Regions from separate parts of the Homo sapiens genome. Here region 1 is linked to region 2. A link is an interaction called in ENCODE POLR2A ChIA-PET data of the cell type or tissue named here. Cell type or tissue: PC-3. All regions are shown on one strand. Each heading gives the region's core, and the rest is flanking DNA. Links, peaks and the distances in the headings are about the cores only.

Region 1 (2,805 bases), core at 304-2,803, 130 kb after region 2:
TTTTTTTTGTAGAGATGGGGGCTCGCCATGTTGCCCAGGCTGGTCTCAAACTCCTGGGCTCAAGCAATCCTCCTGCCTCGGCCTCCCAAAGTGCTGGAATTACAGGAGTGAGCCACCATACCCCAGCCCCTCTTGATTCTTTATCAGTGCCCTATCCTGTACCTCTCATGGCCTCTTGAGTAAGTACTGACCCAAGAAAAGAAGATGCAGCTGCTTCTCTCCAGAAGCTCCACTAGTGAGACTACTCCCTGGGGTGGTGTTGACAAGGTCTCATTAGAGAGCTGGGGAGTCACATGGGGAGTCTGTTGGGTACACCTCTTGGGCCGAGTCTCTTGCAAGGTGTTGGCTCTACGCAGGCAGAGTCCCCTCTGCCTGGTTTTCAGTGGCCTGGTGTTTAAGGGCCTAGGCTCTGGAATGACATGGGCTGGATCTGAATCCCCATGCTGAGGTGTGAGGTCTATCTAGACACATTGCTTAACATCTTTGAGCCCCAGTTCTCTTATTTACAGTGATACTTAGGTCAAGACGTTAATTTGATAGTCTTGGTGTCATGCCTGGCATGAAGTAGCTGCTCAATAAATAATCACTGTTAGTATGGCACTATGATAACTGCAGACCACACAGGCCTCGAGCAGTGAGCAGCAGCCCAATATTTACTATTGCTCTGGTAGTCTATACAGCCATAGAGTCCACGAATTCTAAAGAGGAGCTCTGGAAAGTGTGAAAGCCTCTGGACTCCAATGAAGCTATTTGCTGGGCTCCCCAGGCAAAAAGAAGGCATAATAATTGTCAATATCATCATTCTCACCATTAGAAGGTGCCACCTCCCAGACTCTACAACTCGTATATCCAGCTGGGAGAGCTTCTATTTCTCTGCAGGCAATCAATTAATAGAAACCTCCTTTCTGTAATGAACATGAAAGCATTTGACAGTTTTAAAGGATTTTACCAATTAAACAAAAGTCATTCCTTTTCCTCCTTCCTGAACCCAATACCCGCTCCCAACATACACACCTTCTACTCCTGGTACATGGAAGAAGAAAGGGTAACTCGTCTACTCTAGACTCATCTTAAATTGACTACAGATGGTTTGGCTAATTCAGTTCAAATTAAATTCTTTTCTTGCCTATCCTGTCCTCTTCGCAAATGGGAATTGGCCCTTGGAGTTAAATTTCTTTCTAAAGTTCCTACTGTATGACTGGGGTAATTTCTCAACAATGGCTGGTGATGTTAGATCTGTGGTTGCTCAAAAAGATGGAGGGGCTGGCTGCAGCGGCTCACGCCTGTTATCCCAGCACTCTGGGAAGTCGAGGTGGGTGGATCATTTGATCACCGTTCTGGGATTACAGGCAATGAGCCACCACACCCAGCCTGAACAAGTCACTTTTGATGCTACCATTTCCATGTTTACAAAGTGAAAAGTAAATCAGTCAGAGTATATTAGTTGCAAACAACAGAAACAACTCTAGCTAGCCTGAGAGAAAAAAAAGGTAGAGGGTTAGTCTCCTGGAGAGATTTGGGGACCTCAAAGGAAAGATTATACAATGTGCCTCCAAAAAAAAAAAAAAAGGGTCACCACAAGGGCAAATGCGTGATTTAATGGGGTTGGGACTTTCAGCCCCATCCCCCAACCTCTGGGGAGGAGAGAGGGACTGAAGGTCAAGTTGATCACCAATGGCCAATGGTTTAATCAATCATGCCTACATAATGAAGCCTCCATAAAAACCCAAGAGGACAGGCTTCAGAGAGCTTCCTGATAGCCAGACATGCTGGGGTTCCTAGAAGGTGGCAGGCCCAGGGAGGACGCAGAAGCTCTGCACCCCTTCCCATACCTCACCCTATGCATCTCTTCATCTGCAGCCTTTGTAATAGCCTTTATAATAAACTGGTGTGTTTCCCTGAATTCTTTTTGGTTTTTTAATTTTTGAGACACAGCCTGGAATGCAGTGGTGTGATCATGAATCACTGCAGCCTCGACCTCCTGGGCTCAAGCGATCCTCCTGCCTCAGCCTCTTGAGTAGCTGGGACTAGAGGCTTGTGCCACCATGCCTGGCTAATTTTATTATTTATAGAGATGGGGTCTCACTCTGTTGACCAAGCTGGTCTTGAACTCCTGGACTTAAACGATCCTCCCACCTTGGCTTCCCAAAGTGCTGGGATTACAGGTGTGAGCTACTGCACCTGGCCTTGCTTCCCTGTGTTCTGTGAGCCTCTCCAACAAATTAATTGAGCCCAAAGAGGGTTGTGGAAACCCCAACTTAAAGCCAGTTGTCAAAAGTTCTAGAGGCTCCACTTTTGACTGGTGTCTGAAGTGAGGGCAGTCTTGGGGACTGAGCCCTCAGACTGTGGGATCTGATGCCATCTCCAAGTAGATAGTGTTGGAATTGAATTGGAGGACACCTAGCTGGTGTCCACTGCAGAACTGATTGTTTGCCTGCTGGTGGGGGGAAATCCCCTCTCATTTTGGGGTCACACAAGTCTGTTGTGTGTTGATGACTGTTGTGGTGGTGTGAAAGCAGAGGGAAACATGGTTTGAGAATTTTTTCCTGAACAATGGGACTGTCAGTCAAGGTGGACCACCCTTTCTTGGCCCCACATCAGGTGAATCAGCCTCTCCTGGGAATTACTTTGAATGGTCCAGTGCAAGGACTGAAGAGGTTGGAGCTGACATTCCTGTGGCTTTGCTTGGAAGACATTGTCCGCTTGGCTCCTCTAGCACCCCTCAGGGGCTATTTTTTTTTTTTTGGAGGCACGTTGTATAATCTTTCCTTTGAGGTCCCCAAGTCTCCCCAGGAGACTAACCCT
Region 2 (2,805 bases), core at 151-2,650:
GGCCTAAAGAATGTATTTGACGAAGCAATATTGGCTGCCCTGGAACCTCCAGAACCGAAGAAGAGCTGCATATGTGTGCTGCTAGGAACATCTCTCCAGAGCCCTTTCTGCATAGCTGGTGTTGGCATCATACTAAAAGCAATGTTTAAGTCAAACTAAAGCTTAAAAATTAAAATTCGTTTTTGCCATAATGACAAACGCACTGCACCTACCCACATGTACTCATGTGAGACAAGGCCCATAGCTATGCGCCGCCCCCCCGTATCCCTAGCCCAGTACTAGTTAATTTTGAGTAATTGTATATTGTCAGAAAAGTGATTAGTACTAGTTTCAGTTTTGTTATTTCAAGATATATATATGTATTTTTAAAGCAAGGCATGCTTGTGGATGACTCTGTAACAGACTAATTGGAATTGTTGAAGCTGCTCCCTGATTCCACTCTGGGACATCTTAGTGGTTTTTTTTCCCCCTCCTCTTTTTTAGGGGGGAGGTTTGTTTTTCAGTCTTTTTTTTTTTTTTAATTCATTAACCAGTGGATGGCCCTTAAGGTGAGGAGGACCGATTGATTCCACAGTCTACTTCCTAGGTCTAGTTGAGAAAACATGTTCCCCATCTGGGGCTTTTAGGAAGGAGTATAGTAAATGCCTCATTTAATAACATACTCCTTTTAGAAAGTTAGTTGCCTTTTTACTCCACCCTTGAGTAGATCCAGTATTTGATGAAACTTGTGAAAGTAGGTGGAAGCTGTCTTACCCCTCCTCTTTTCTAGGAGACACTATATGTGACTGTGACTTTCAAGGACATTTGCTTGCCATTTGCTGATTTTTTTGGAAAGTTAATTTCTTAACTTCTTTCACTAATAAATGAAGAAAAGTACTGCACCTTTGAAACAGAACAAATGGGTTGAGCTTGTAATTTAAAAAAAAATTTCCCGGTCAAAAAAAAGAAAAAAAGAAGACACAGATGAGTTCAGTATAATAGCTGAGGTTATATATAGGCATAATTAAATGGGAAACAGGTAAATAAAGACAGGGAAGGACATAAGAAAACAGACTTACATCCAAGGTAAAGACCCTGGCTAAATGATAAGAAGAAACGAAGAGCTGATTCAAAACATCCAAGACCAGCCTGGGCAACACAATGAGAATGTGTCTTTATAAAAAATTTAAAAATTGGCTGGGAACAATGGCTCACGCCTGTAATTCGAGAACTTTGGGAGGCCGAGGTGGGTGAATCACTTGAGGTCAGGATTTTGAGACCAGCCTGGACAACATGGTAAAGCCTCATCTCTACTAAAAATACAAAAAGTGAGCCAGGCACAGTGGTGCATGCCTGCAATACCAGCTACTGGGGAGGCTGAGGCATGAGAATTGCTTGAACCTGGGAGGCGGAGGTTGCAGTGAGCCAAGATCAAGTCACTGCACTCCAGCCTGGGTGACAGAGCGAGACTCTGTTTCAATAAATAAATAAATAAGTAGGTAAGGGGGTGGGCATGGTAGGCAGAGATTGCAGTCAACTGAGATCGCGCCACTGCACTCCAGCCTGGGCGACAGAACGAAACTGTCTCAAAAAAAAAAAAAAAAAAAGAAAAATTTTTTTCTCTTTCTAACTTTCTAAAACACAAATCTAACCACCCTTTGATACAAACACTGATTACTTCCCATCTCCATCTCCCTTAGCAATAAATTTTTTTTAAGGCACACCTGAAAGACACAGCCATTCCCATTCTCAGGGCTCCCCTATTATAGGAGCTTTCATGGGTATTAGGGCAAGTTTTGTGTACTCTCTTCTTTCATGTGTCTTGCTCATGCTGTCTCCTCAAAGGGTCCTTTTCTACTTTTCTGCATTTAAACAGCAGCAATCCTAGGTCAGGGAAAGTGGCTCAGGCCTATAATTCCAACACTTATGGAAAGGCTGGGAGCATCACTTGAGGCCAGGAGTTCAAGACCATCCTGGGCAACATAGCAAGACCTTGTTTCTACAAAAAAAAATTTTTGGCCGGGCGCAGTGGCTCACGCCTATAATTCCAGCACTTTGGGAGGCTGAGGTGGGCAGATCACAAGGTCAGGAGATCAAGACCATCTTGGCCAACATGATAAAATTCCATCTCTACTAAAAATACAAAAATCAGCTGGGCTTGGTGGCGCATGTCTGTAATCCCAGCTACTCAGGAGGCTGACGCAGAAAAATTGCTTGAACCAGGGAGTCAGAGGTTGCAGTGAGCCAAGATCACGCCACCACACTCCAGCCTGGCAACAGAGCGAGACTCCGTCTTAAAAAAAAAACAAAAACACAATTTTTTTTAATTAGTCAAGTGTGGTGGGTGGTACACGCCTGTAGTCCCAGCCACTATAGAGGATGAGGAGAGAGGATTGCTTCAGCCCAGGAGGTTAAGGCTGCAGTGAACCGTGACTGTGCCACTGGAGTGTAGGGGTGCGATCTTGGCTTACTGCAACCTCTGTCTCCCAGGTTCAAGTGATTCTCCTGCCTCAGCCTCCCGAGTAGCTGGGATTACAGGCACGTATGACCACACCTGGCTAATTTTTGTATTTTTTAGTAGAAACAGGGTTTCACCATGTTGGCCAGGCTATCCTGAACTCCTGACCTCGGATGATCTGCCCGCCTCAGCCTCCCAAAGTGCTGGGATTACAGGCATGAGCCACCATGCCCGGCCAACCCTGTCCCTTAAAATAAATAAATAAATAGCAGCAATCCAAACACCACCTTCTTTCCCAGTGACTCTAGTCAAATACTGATCTCTTTTTCCTGACCAGTTATCCCTTCTTGCCATTACAATACATGGTG

The links. ChIA-PET counts read pairs that join two places held together with the same protein. Peaks named below come from ENCODE experiments on the same cell type or tissue, not always from the same donor. Only the 100,000 strongest peaks of a DNase experiment are listed, where the experiment ranks them.
Region 1: POLR2A ChIA-PET joins it to region 2 with 9 read pairs; 2 of 35 experiments call an interaction of 5 or more read pairs at or near these places.

What each region holds. Positions count from the first base shown.
Region 1 is chr20:34,271,987-34,274,791 of GRCh38, reverse strand. It overlaps a transcript of AHCY not described here. Among named protein-coding and RNA genes, the nearest start is that of AHCY, 30 kb to the left of the region's middle. In PC-3, for the core only: no CTCF peak of the experiment used is centred there; no DNase peak of the experiment used is centred there.
Region 2 is chr20:34,399,428-34,402,232 of GRCh38, reverse strand. All of the region lies in intron 3 of ITCH (itchy E3 ubiquitin protein ligase), which reads right to left. It also overlaps the pseudogene CDC42P1. Among named protein-coding and RNA genes, the nearest start is that of ITCH, 38 kb to the right of the region's middle. In PC-3, for the core only: no CTCF peak of the experiment used is centred there; a DNase peak (open chromatin) is centred at 1,182; H3K27ac peaks cover 1,446 bases.